Regions from separate parts of the Homo sapiens genome. Here all the other regions are linked to region 3. A link is a contact called in ENCODE Hi-C or POLR2A ChIA-PET data. All regions are on one chromosome and are shown on one strand. The core of a region is the stretch at or near the end of the contact, and the rest is flanking DNA. Distances in the headings are between cores, read along the strand shown.

Region 1 (3,017 bases), core at 495-2,994, 2.0 Mb after region 3:
GGCGCCATTAGAAATGTTGCCCTTCAATCCCCCTTAGTAGCTTAAGAGTTCGTGAGACATTGGATTTATATATGGTATGGCTTTAAAGTAATAAGATAAATATTCCCAAGCTCTTTTAAGAATGGAGCTCATAATTTTATAAGCAAACTATACATTTTCTTACTAAGCATAGAAAAGAAGGGCTGGGTATAGTATAGAGTGCTGCTATAGAGGAAGAGAGAACATCTAGTCATTTTTATCTTATTTAAATGTGAGAATAATATCTGTGATAATTTCCCATATTAGAATAGCTAAATTATTGTTATTGAGTACAATACAATAAAATATAAAAACGGGTTCATGCCATCATTAAACCTTCTTTGAGAAGTGATGGCTTGGCCAACCCGATTTCAAGGGTAAGTCCATTTACTTAATATCTGTGGCATTTAAAGCAGGTAGACTGGAGTGAAAAAAAATAATTTAAATTTGAACAGTTCAGCAGCTGACAACAAAAGCAACTACAGGGCTAATGTTTTCCTTCTGTGCTCAATGCTGTGAGGTTTTTCTCTGAGAGAGTTTGTTCAAAACCTTTTAGATGTGTGTGTTCATTTAATGGTTGTTTCTACATACCCTTTCATCCAGCTGTCAGAGAAAATAGGAATAAATGGACTGATCCCTGCACAGGTAACCTAATGGATTAAAAATACGGTACTCATCACCAGGTTGATCATCATGAGCGAGAATACTAACTGCCATTATAAGATGACTTATAAGATGACTTACTATCTAAGACAAATGTGGATTCCTCAGAGGGTAATGTGGCCTAAGTGCTGCTGCTGGAGGGAGATATCTCACCCATCCCCCGATTTTCACACTGACTCAAGCCCTTGAAAGCAACAGAAAACAGTGGGTTACAAGGAGTGAAGTGCTCCTCTGGAAGAGTCCTTTTCACTTTGCTTTATAGCTGTTTTCCAAACCTTCAAAAATAACGGGGGGGGGGGGTTACTTTCACACTTTTATGTTTCTACTTTAAACACTTCACTATCTTTTGAATTTTAAAATATTAGAATAACGCCTCTACCTTTGTAATTAGATAAAATGCAAGCCTGGGGAAAAAATCAGTTGCCAAGCTCCCAAAATGCCACCGATGTAGCATCTGCTCTTAACACGTTGATAGAAAAAGGAGGATCAGTAAACCTAGGTCTCTTCCTTGCATCCCTCTCCTGGACGGTGTTGTGGGTTGGAAGCGCTGCAGAGCCTCGGTCTATCCGCTCTCTGGATCTCACAGCACTGCAGCCTGGGAACACCCCACTTGAACTCTAAGCTTCTCCCCAACCCTGTTGCAGATTCAAACTGGCGACAGGAAAACAATGCCCCCCATGTCTCGTCTTCAGAATGTGCACCTGGCCACCTCCCAGGAGCTAGAGAGGGATTAAGGTCTCGGTCATAAGAGATCTGAATCAGGCACTGACACTTCCTTTTCTTAAGAGCATGAAACAAAACAGTCCTTCCTTCTCTGCCTCCAATTAAGTATTTATTAGCCGGGCCTTGGGTCCAGATCAGCGGTAAGGGTGGTCTGCGAGGTCCGTGCACCGCCGTCCGCCCACGCCTTCTTCCAACCACCTCAGCCCGACCCTCCACTTTTCTCCCTTCCCCGCAGCCGCCCCGCTTTCCTCACCTCTGCCCCCTTCACCTGGATCCACTCTCCCCCAGGCTCTACTCACACCTCAGATTCCGGCGCGTTCCAGCCCACGGGGCTCTGGTTTACTTAGGGCGAATCACAAGTGGGCTTTCATTTAGGTGATTTAAGATTCACTAATCAGCGTTGCTCTTTCAACGGCCAACTTCTTCCTCATTAGCTTACGCCTAGCGCGGCTCCCGGCAACGCCGAGCGCGGTGGGTTGGCTCGTCACCCTTCGTTACGCCCTCCGATTGGTCGGTGCCTGTCAGCCTTTGGACCGACCTCAGTTCGGTTGGGTAGCAGCGGTCCGAGCTGCACTCCCCGCCCCCCCGCCACTCCACTGTCAATCACACCATCTCTCCGTAACTCATTGGGCCATTGGTCAGTCTAGCCTGAGGGCGGGTTGTTGGGCGGAAGAGAGAGACTTCTTCCGGCCTCACTCGCTGTCACCATAGAGATTGCCCATCCAGGCAGCGAAGCAGCAGGGCCAGGCAGCTCAGATCTCGAACTCCAGAGAACTGCACAGTCATCTAGACATCAATGCCTTTTCCGGGGCCTGATGAACATCTCAATCCCCAACCCACTAGCTCGAGTGGGGCGCAAGATGTGGTGGACAAGTCAGCTCAGGCCCGGTCATTAAGTGTCCCCAACAACCCTCCTGGAGGGAACTGAGGACGAAGCACCAGTTGTAATAACGGCACGCTTCATTTATCTTTATCTCGACTTGTTTTATTTGGTATTTAATTCTTCCATTAGCCTTGCGAAACAGACAAAGGCAAAGATCATTCTACCCACGGGACAGACTGGGGAAGAGGCCCAGGGTCCATCAAGTAAACCCTCTGCCGCCAGGCTGCTGGAACTGGAGCTGGCCCACGCTATTGGCAGACTGCTGTTACCTAACTGCCAACTAAAGCTTGCCATGACTTTGCTTTGAGGCTATGGCCTGTTAGACCAAAAGATGCATCAATCAGGACAACCAAAGGAAGTAGGACAGAGGCTGCGTGCTCCACCACTGAATCAAGAAGGGGAAACAAACAATAATCAATACCAAATTGGAGAGCTGCACCGTTTGAACCTTTGACCTTAAACAAAATTTTAAGAAATATCATGAAGCAACCTATTCAATCTTAGAGCACTGAATCTCTGATTTAAGGAATTCTCCTGAATCACAGCTTTATGAACCAAAAAGAAGAAGATGCTTGAATTTCATCAACTGCACGTCTCAAATTTATTCAACTTTCGAGGCTTCATTTACAATCACATAAAGTAACCAATGATTTGTTGTGCGTTTAGCAACTTAACATTACTTGGCCCAGTGAGAAGCTCTGTGGCTAAGAAATCCTTTATTTTGATGAAT
Region 2 (2,989 bases), core at 421-2,920, 2.0 Mb after region 3:
CTTGGCTTCTGTCTGAAATGGAAAGACAGATGTTCCACACTGCTGAAGTCTGGACAGCACCTCTGAAGCCCTGGAGATGGTCTCTTCCATTCCTCTGGTGATGTCCACCTACTCCTCAAATGTAGCATCAAGGAACTTCAGCTGCTTCCTTGGCTCAACTGGATTCCAATTTTATCCTTCCCTTTAGTCCCTCAGAAATAAGCAGCGTAGGAATAATTCCCTTCCTGGGGATATCAGCTCATTCCTCTAGTTTATTTGCTGCCCCTTAAAGGAGTACCTTAACCTGGGGTACCTGTGATTATTGACCCTAGAATGGGTCCATCATAGATTCTGGGACAGCAGGTGTCTCCTGGGATTGTCCCAGGCAAACCAGGACATAAAGTCACCTTACCTAGGTGGGTAATAGCCACCTAACTGACTTGTAAGAGTGAAATGAATATACCCCCAAGTACAGTGAGTGGTCTAATCAGGGGTTTGATTTAGTGAATTGCCGCTAATGACACTGGTCCTTTGGTGTTTCAAGCCTCTGCACCCTATTTGGGCCTCCCTTCTACTTATGCCTTTCTTCTTTTCTCTATTCCTTTACCTTTTGTCGTTGGCGTGTTACCGTCTTCATTTCTGCCACTAGACCTATGCCCCCTGACTGCCTGGGATTAACAGAGGCTTTTACAACTCTGCTTACCCTCTTTTTCTTGATTCTAGGGCTGGTACGAGCCAAGCCCATTATTCTAGGTCCTAATCTGTTTGGTGGAGTTGTTACTCCACTTCTCTGACCTTGCGCGTAGGGCCTGGGCACTCCTAGGAATTAGGGGCAGGGTGGGGTTAGGGCTGAAACCCATTTGCTCCGACACTCCTGTTTTATGTTCTATTAACTTTATTCCTCAGGGGAATACTTCCCTTTGCAGCCTTCTGTATTTCACCCTTGGGTTCATGTACAAGGATCTCACAATTATCAGTGGAAACATACCCTGAAATCTTCAGGCTAGAGGCAGTCACTTTCAGGACCACAGAAGTCCCTGCCTGGTGGCTGCTTGCCTCCAGAAAGGAGAGCAGGAGTGACTGCCACATTGTCATGGCGGGAGCGCGTGGGGGCCGGTGTCTGTGAAGCCGGGGAAGAGTGGGGTCCTGTGGAATATGAGCAGGGCAGGAAGCCCCAGCCTGAGCCTGTGGTGTGTTTGGGGCCGAATATTGTCCCCCCCCCGCCCCCGCCCACGAAAAAAACTCCTGCGCTCCCAGAAGGTGAGAGTACCGAGATTAGTCATGCAGGGCCGCTGAGTGTGACTTCCAGCCCTCCAGCGTCTCGTGTCCCGCCCGTGTCGGAGCCCATGGCTTTTTAGGACAGGAAGCGCTGCGGGGTAGTGCGGGCAGGCAGGCACGTCACACCGGACAGCGTCGAGATTGCTGCTTTCGGTTCCCCAGCGGGTGGTGAGGCAGAAAGTGCAGGGCGGAATGAGGAGCCCCAGCACCTCAGAGCTGTCGGGCAGTGGCGGGGAAGCAAAGCACAGGAGCGCTGTGGTGCCAGCGGCCGGGCTAGGGACGACTGGCGGGTTTGCGCTGGACCCGACCCCGAGGGCGGGCGCAAGGGGGCGGGCGCTGCCGTACTCAGGCCGCGGGGCCAGGGCGGGCCGGCCGGCGGGGCATTTAAACCCCGCTGACAGCCAGTCCAGCCCGGGACACGCGCCCAGCTCTGTAGCCTCCTCCGTCGACTCAGCCTTAGGTACCGGTCAGGCAAAATGCGGTCCTCCCTGGCTCCGGGAGTCTGGTTCTTCCGGGCCTTCTCCAGGGACAGCTGGTGAGCGGGGCAGGGGAGGGAGGCGTGCCGGGACCTCCTGGGCTCGGGGCTTGCAGGGGCCGCGGGGGGCCTCGGAGATCACCCCAGATCGGCCCCGGCGTCGCCGCGTGGCCAGGGGTGCTGGGGGGACTTGGTCCCGAGCTCCTCCAGCGGCGCCCGCCTCGGAGGTTGATAACCCTCCCTGCCCAACTCCGCCCGCGCTCCCCCAGACCCCGCGACGCTGGCTCGGTGACACTGGGGAAGAACAGGCTGCCAGGGAGGGTCTCCATCGTTTCCCGTTTCCATCCTCCCCTCCTAACACACATCCGGGGCGCCTTCAGAGCGCCTTTCTGTCGTTGGGCAGCTGGGGAACCTGGGCTCGAAGGCTGGGGAACCGAGGCCAGGGGATGGTAGAGGAAAGGGGTTGCCACTGGGGTTTGTGAGTGTCCCTCTTGGTCTCCTTTAGCCCTCGAACACCAAGGCCAGAACTCAGTGGTCCTGGGAGCTCGTCTCGAGGCCTTTCAGCACCTGGAAAGGGCACAGCTCTCAGAGCAGAGCAGGGCAGCCCCTCGGCAGTGGGAGAAGGGCTTCACAGAGGTTCTCTTCCTGACCGCAGGGACCACATGTTGGGCTGCAAGGTGGGGTGGAGGGGTTTCAGCCACTCTTCCTTAGAGGCGGTCAACCATTGGAGCAGTCCGTTTGGTCTGCACAGTTTTTAAAATATTGTGTTAGTTGCCATTATTTACAAATCATAAAATTTAACAAAAATAGCTAGATTCCAGACTTCTCTTGAACAATAGACGACGTGGACCGGGCATGGTGGTTCATGCTTGTAATCCCACCACTTTGGGAGGCCAAGATGGGAGAATTACATGAGGCCAGGAGTTCGAGACCAGCCTGGCCAACATCGTGAGACCACCCCTCCATTCCCCCCTCACACCCCTCCCTGTCTCTAGAAGTAAAAAAAGGAAAGAAAAGAAAAATGGATGATGTAGCAATACTGGGCCTAAATTTCCAAATTAAATGAATAGGATTGAGGAGTCCCCTTTAGATAGGGCAGGTGCTATTAAAGTGGCCAATTTGTCCTGGTTTTGAAACAGTCTTTTGTCGGCAACCCTCTCAATCCTGGGCAAAATGAGACAATTGGCTACCCTACACACTTTTTAATTGTTGAGAGCTCTCATCAATTCTAACCTTCTTCACTCGTTTAGATTATTT
Region 3 (3,319 bases), core at 144-2,643:
CATATCAGACTGGACAACAGCATCATCAAATCTGCGTCCAATCAGACGTTTGGCATCTGTAAAAGGTGTCAAATGAAAACACTTTCAATTTCATAGCTCTTCTGATAAAACTCAAGTCCATGATTACTCAAATACCTAACAGTTCATAGGTAGGTGAATTCAACTACCATATAGGTAGCAAAGGTTCAAACTTCAACCTCCTACGTTATCCAGATTTCAGCCTGAAAGGTTTCTACAACCTGTTTTATAACAGACTTGATAACAAGTCTCTCAGCTCAGTTTTTCTAAAATCAAAAAGTTCCCTCCTCACGTTTCATAAACTTTTGTGCTTCCTAGCCCTGTTATATTTGTTCTGTCATTTAAAATTAGGAACTCACCAAAAACTGTGTTGGTGGGGTTCATTGCAACTTGATTCTTTGCGGCATCACCGATCAACCGTTCAGTGTCCGTAAAGGCGACATAGCTTGGAGTGGTTCGGTTTCCCTGATCATTGGCAATTATCTCGACTTTTCCGTGCTGGAAAACACCCACACAAGAGTAGGTGGTGCCAAGATCAATACCAACTGCAGGTCCCTTGGACATGGTTGCTGAAAAAAAGAAAAATCTGGTTTAAAAATTCAATTAATCAAAATATTTCCCTCATCCCTTAACAGAACACTTAACCAGGAAAAACGTATGGCCACTGCCAAGAGGTAATAGTGCCCATCACCTCCTGTCTAAGCACGCGCGAGGTCCAGAACTAGTGCTGCAGTCCAGGTTGCCGTGCCAACCGCAGCAGAGCACGCCCTAGATGAAGGACCCATCTACCCAGACGGCGTGGGGCGTTGCTCAACACGTGGTCTTACCCCGAACTGAGCACTGTCTGTTCCCCTCCCTCGCCAGGTGCCAGTGCCCCCGGGAGTCAACGGGCTTTTAACTACTCCGGAATGTACCCCCATACTGGAAGCACGCCAAGAACAGCTCTGAAGAACCACGGTGGGACTGGACTAAGCAGGGAACTGGGTGAAAGAAAACGCTGGCTCCACTTCCCCGCGCGCCAGGCAAACCGATGCAGCAACCCTCCCCCGCCACGCGGCCGCCGGGCGTCTCCCAGCCTCCCCTGGGGCCACTGCGGCCCACTCCCTACATTTCCGTCCTGCCGGCTGCAACCAAATACCGCTGCCATCCCACCGAAAACTGAGGCCCTTTAAGCCGGTAGAAGGAGCCGCACACTCGCCTCGACGAGATTCTCAGAACCCCCAAGCCTCAGCAAGCCCAACAGGCCTGTGTGGAGGCTGCACGCTCCCAGACCCACAACCCAACTCTTGAGCAGAGGTTTTACCTGGGGTGTAGGCCTGGCTCCAATAACGAAGGAAGCCACAAAAAACCCAAGAGCTGCAGGCGAGTTCAATGAGACCGGTTTCCGCCCGCCACCCTGCCTCTTATACCCTATCTTAGAACCTTCCAGAAGGGGCCCGCCCCTGCTGCCTGCCATTACGGCTTCCCCGGCCAATAGACGCCCGGCTGCCCTTACAAGACCCAATCACAAGCCCGGCTCCACTCCTCGGGCCTCGCCCCCTTCCGCACCCACCCCACCGCGCTCCGCCTCACGATAACGCACTCACCGCAGCGTTCTGGAACTTTCAAGCTCGCCCCCGCTCTCCGGACGGCCCCGGGGAAAGGGAGGGTGGGGCGCAGCGAGTCCGCGCGCGGGAGTCCTCAGTTACCCCGGGCGGGGGAGGGGAGCGTCCACCTCTACGCATGCGCCCCCAGCTTCCGCGGGAGGGAGGGGGCGGAAAAAGGAGGAGGAAGAGGGGCGGGCAAACTTGGAACTAACCAATGATAGCGGCGCTAGCCGGGATCTTGGCCGGCACAGAACTGGGGGCGGAATCGCGCGGGGCCTGAAGGGAGGGGTTTGGGCGCGGGAGCCGGGCAGGAGAAGACGGAAGTGGAGCGAGGACAAAATGGCTGCGAAGGTTGTTGCTCCCCTCCCCCACCCACGTCCGAATCCTCCTTTCCATGCCCCACCTTCGTGTTCCAGACGGGCCTCTAAGTGCCCCGGGTTTCGCGAATCTGTATTTCATAGCGTGGCTTTGGACAAGGGCTGACCCCGAGGGGCTGGGGCGAAGGTTCCGGCTTCAGGGTGCCACTAGGGCTGCTCGCTCACGGCCCCCCAGGATTGGGATTGGAGGGAGCCGCCAGGCCGCCGCGGGGTGGGGCGGGTTAGCTCGGCAGGCCTCCCAGCACCTGCATTTCCCTACGGCAACTGTCGGGAGGCAGCCCCCGACGCAGAGGTTTAAGGGGCCCGGCTTTTCAGAACCGCCTCAGGACGCGGTCGTGTCTGGATCCCTCCGCGGAAAAGAAGGCGAAACCGCTTCTCTGAGCCCTGACCGTTAGGCCCCTTCCCACCTCCGTCTAGAACAGATTCGGCTTCTTGGCTCAGTCCTTCCCCAACTAGCCCAAGCCCTACATTTCCCCGTTGTTTATAAAATAAACAGGTTTAAATGGTGGCGAGTGTGTTCTTGGTTAGGTGAACCAGGCATTAGGAATCATAGGTTCCAGTAGCCGTGCGTCCTTGATTTAGACTTTCTGAACGTTTGTATTTTCAGTAACATGAGGTGATATCTTTCCTGGTTTGACTTTCATCAAAAATTAAACGACAGACCATACCGACGCTTTGAAAACGTGACTGAGCTGGTGCACAAAACAATGGTGCCTAGAATTTTGAATTGTGCAATGTTGTGCATGGCCGCGGATATGTGGGGCCTTGTGGTTCCAAGAGCCTGTCTCAGGTACCTTGAACACTCCCTGTATCCTTTCAAGCAGGCGAGGTAGCTGTTATTCCTATTTAGTAGATAAATAGGCACCGATGGGGGAAAAGATTTTTTAAGGCTACACCAAAAGAACTTTTAGTAGCAGGGCTGGAATTAGAAGGTCTCTAGACTGCGAAAAAGGCTGTCAGAAGAGCGAGGACATCTTGTCCTTGTCAAAGCCAGTAAAGGGTAGAGACAGACTCAAACATATGAAGAATTTCCTTTTCATATTTTCCTTTTGGGGAGGAATGTTGGCTTAGAGTTCATGGAGATATATTCTTAGCCTCTCCCACGTCCCAAGAATTTAATTTTATACAATGCTTTCACTACATACAAAATGCTTTCATTTGTCATTTAATCATCAACACAATTCTCTAAGGTGTGTATTATTCATCCCCATATCAGGGGAAAAATGCAGCTCAGAGATAATCATTTGTGGGAAGATAAGCAGCTGGGTAAGCTAGAATCAAATCTAGCTTTTTTTTGGTTCAAGATTTGTTTTATGTTTTTTGTTAGTTACGCTACAG
Region 4 (3,331 bases), core at 664-3,163, 2.8 Mb after region 3:
ACAGCCACTCCCCATCTGGCATTACTGCCTGAGCTCTGCCTTCCGTCGCATGAACAGGGGTGTTAGAGTCTCACAAGAGCGTGAACCCTATTGTGAACTGCGCAAGCCAGGGATCTAGGTTGCATGCTCCTTATGAGAATCTAATGCCTGATGATCTGTCACTGTCTCCCATCACCCCCAGATGGGACCATCTAGTTGCAGAAAAACAAGCTCAGGGCTCCCACTGATTCTACATTACAGTGAGTTGCATAATTATTTCATTATATGTTACAATATAATAATAGAAATAAAGTGCACAATAAATGTAATGCGCTTGAATCATCCCAAAACCATACCCCCTCTCTGAGCCATGGAAAAATTGTCTTCCATGAAACCTGTCTCTAGTGCCAAAAAGGTTGGGACCGCTGCACTAAAGGAGTGTTATGATATTGCAGATGTAGGGGCAGTCACTCAAATCTCCACAACCTACTTCTGTCATCTTCCCTCCTTTGTTCTTTCCATTTTCTTCCTCCCACAAATTCAAAGTGCCTTAGAGGTAGCACAAAGGCCCTGAGGCAAAGAGGGAGAGTAAGAGATAATACGAAGTGTTTGGAGGAAAAGGATTAAACATTTCTCCCCTCCCACTGAATCCTGGATTTAAGAAATGGTGTAAGATGAACTTGACAACTAGCACCTATTTGTTTAAGGTGGAAAATGCAATGCTCAGGACTCAAGACCAGTTGAGATAGGTTTGCTTGGTATTGACTAGGATATTGAACCCTGAGGGCCTCTCCTCTTGCTTTTACAGATCTCATCCTCAGCAATCCCCAAGCACTAGATTTTTTTTTTTTTTTTTTTTTTTTTTTTTACAGGTACAGATGCAAAAAGAGTTAAAACATCGGGTTTAAAAAAAAAATTAGTGGCTGGGCACAGAGGCTCACAACTGTAATCCCAGAGCTTTGGGAGGCCGAGGGGGTAGAATCACCTGACTAACATGGTGAAACCCCATCTCTACTAAAAATACAAAATTAGCCGGGCATGGTGGTGCTCGCCCGTAATCCCAGCTGCTCGGGAGGCTGAGGCAGGAGAATCGCTTGAACCTGGGAGGCAGAGGTTACAGAGAGCTGAGATCGCGCCACTACTCTCCAGCCTGGGCAACTGGGCAACAAGAGGGAAACTCCGTCTCAAAAAAAAAAAAAAAAAAAAGTTGAGAGTAACACCATGTGAAGGAGACAGGCACATTCCAAAAGAAAACAAGTGCATGTCGGAGCAAGGCAGTCGGTGGCTGGAGCACAGTTAGAGTAACGTGGGAGGAGCTGTGGAGACGCAGCCACGGGTCACGCCAGGGCCCTGCACACCATGCAGAGGAAAGGAAGAGCTCAGTGCGCCAGGGTTTCATACAGCCGCTCTCTCAGGCCCCAAGGAAACGTCTAGAGCGCACAGGCGGACTCACCCCAGACTGTTCGAACCGTCCCTGAGCGCCCGCCCTCGTCTCCCGGCACCACTGGCCCCGCAGCAGCCAGTTGAGAAGGGCGGAGGCTGATTCCAATGAAGTGGCAGACCGTTAGGCGGCCTCTCCAAAAAGCCAGCTATGTCGCCGTTAGCCAAGGTTTGAGGGTCTTCTCCTTCTCTTCGAGGGCCCAACCTCCCCTCCAGATTTAGTACACCAGAGGCGTCGCAGCAACGGCTGCTGCCTGCGCGCCTCAGCTAGGCGGGCTCGGATATTTTTAAGGCCACATTGGAAATCCCGGGCATGCTCCCGCCGGCGGAGAAGGCCCAGACAAAATGTGCGCCAATCAGGATACAGACTTGGAGGACGTTTACCCTCAGGACCAATAAGAGGGAGGGCGGACCGGGCCAAGGGTGCCGGTTCGCTCTCCGGATTTAAACCTCAGCGGTCGGCGGTTAACCGCAGGCTCGGCGCGTGGGCCGGCAGTGCGCCTGCGCAAGTTACGCGAAAGCTAACAGAATCTGCGGTGCTCTGCTGGCGACTGGCAGGACGCGGTGCAGAGAGCGGACTTCCGCGACGCGGGTAAGCCGGGCGAAGGCCGGAAGCGGAGGGACGCGGGGACCTGGTGGCTGCCGGCCCACTGCGGCGGGAGCCCTCGCTCCTTTTCCCACCGTCGGGACGGTGCAGAGTGGCAGCTTCCCTCCGTGGATTCCAGGTCCTGCCTGGCGAGCCGTCCCCAACGTCTGCGTTCCTGAGGGAGGCGGCCGGGGCAGCGTGAGCTACAGGCGATGTGCGCGGCGGGCCGCAGCCCCTGGAGGTCACGGTGTGCGCTGGCCGCCGCCGCGGTCTTTGCCCCGGTGGCCTTTCTGAGCTCCTGGGCCGCGCCCCTGGGACCAGGCGGAGGCCGGGGACGGCCCCAGGGCTGGAGGGGAGTCCCGAAGGCCGCTAGCGACCTGGGTCCAAGCCACGCCCACGGCCAGGCGGGGCGACTGCGAGCTTTGCCGTTGAAAGGCGGAGCGTGTCTTGTCGCCTTCTAGCTGCACCTTTTGTGGACTGCAGCATGGAACCGTCCAAGGTGTTTGTCCACCCCGAAATGGAAATAAATCTTTTTTATTCTAAACAGTATACAATCTCACTAAGCAGGCAAAGAAAAACATTAAGATATCTTTTTAGATTGGTAAGATTTTTCAGTACCCCATGCTGCTGAGAGAGTGAAGAAATGAAAGCAAGCACCTTTATGGCCTGTGTGCTGGGGATAATCTGTTTTTCTAGAGGGCAGTTTGGCATTATAAATCAGAATTCAGGCCGGGCGCGGTGGCTCACGCCTGTTACCCCAGCACTTTGGGAGGCCGAGGTGGGCGGATCACGTGAGGTCAGGAGTTCGAGACCAGCCCGACCAATACGGTGAAACCCCGTCTCTACTAAAAATACAAAAATTGGCCGGGCTTGGTGGCGGGCGCCTGTAGTCCCAGCTCCTCGGGAGGCCGAGACAGGAGAATCTCTTGAACCCGGGAGGGAGAGGTTGCAGTGAGCCGAGATCGCGCCACTGCACTCCAGCCTGGGCGACCGAGCAAGACTCTTGTCTCAAAAAAAAAAAAAAAAAAGAGAAAAGAAAAACATAAATCAGAATTCAAGTAGTACCATAACTTCTAAGTCATAATCCAATTCCAGGAGTTTATTCCAAGGACATAAATCGGACAAGAATGCAAACATAGTATGTACATGTTTTTAGCAATCCGAGCAACATTTAGTACGTGTAAAGAAGAAAGAAAATACTCGAAATTTCATCAGTCACAGATAACCATCAAACACTGTTCACATTTAGGTTTACTTCAGATATATTCATAATATATACCTTATATTTATGTGATTTCCTTATAAAATGTGTTTTAAATAATTGCA

Evidence for each region. A loop is a pair of places that touch in the nucleus more often than their neighbours do. ChIA-PET counts read pairs that join two places held with the same protein, here RNA polymerase II (POLR2A). Pooled maps may share reads with other maps.
Region 1: a map of CD8-positive, alpha-beta T cell shows a loop between it and region 3 (24-fold over the local background). The contact joins the promoter of TMEM218 here to the promoter of HSPA8 in region 3. A Hi-C loop is called at or near these places in 2 of 168 maps with a recorded cell type or tissue (CD8-positive, alpha-beta T cell and OCI-LY7), 2 of 37 single-sample maps with no recorded cell type and 11 of 50 pooled maps.
Region 2: a loop to region 3 is called in a map with no recorded cell type, with 11 times the contacts of the local background. The contact joins the promoter of SLC37A2 here to the promoter of HSPA8 in region 3. A Hi-C loop is called at or near these places in 13 of 37 single-sample maps with no recorded cell type and 4 of 50 pooled maps.
Region 4: a loop to region 3 is called in a pooled map, with 25 times the contacts of the local background. The contact joins the promoter of HYLS1 here to the promoter of HSPA8 in region 3. A Hi-C loop is called at or near these places in 9 of 37 single-sample maps with no recorded cell type and 12 of 50 pooled maps. POLR2A ChIA-PET finds 5 or more read pairs at or near these places in 2 of 52 experiments (PC-3 and PC-9).

The regions. Positions count from the first base shown.
Region 1 is chr11:125,109,882-125,112,898 of GRCh38, forward strand. It overlaps TMEM218 (transmembrane protein 218), which reads right to left and starts at 1,745. Exons shown (of 5, transcript NM_001258244.2): 1 at 1,658-1,745. RefSeq lists enhancers at 1,440-1,529, 1,885-2,797, 2,160-2,339 and a silencer at 2,000-2,069.
Region 2 is chr11:125,061,635-125,064,623 of GRCh38, forward strand. It overlaps SLC37A2 (solute carrier family 37 member 2), which reads left to right and starts at 1,671. Exons shown (of 18, transcript NM_001145290.2): 1 at 1,671-1,792. The coding sequence starts at 1,734. RefSeq lists silencers at 1,480-1,669, 1,880-1,959.
Region 3 is chr11:123,060,743-123,064,061 of GRCh38, forward strand. HSPA8 (heat shock protein family A (Hsp70) member 8) reads right to left here and starts at 1,394. Exons shown (of 9, transcript NM_006597.6): 1 at 1,322-1,394; 2 at 378-587; 3 at 1-56. The coding sequence starts at 582. LOC124902775 (a long non-coding RNA gene) reads left to right here and starts at 1,920. Exons shown (of 2, transcript XR_007062927.1): 1 at 1,920-2,789. RefSeq lists enhancers at 1,143-1,312, 1,873-2,142 and a silencer at 1,463-1,852.
Region 4 is chr11:125,885,755-125,889,085 of GRCh38, forward strand. It overlaps HYLS1 (HYLS1 centriolar and ciliogenesis associated), which reads left to right and starts at 1,914. Exons shown (of 3, transcript NM_001134793.2): 1 at 1,914-2,011. RefSeq lists an enhancer at 1,622-1,671 and silencers at 1,812-1,861, 1,952-2,001, 2,102-2,491.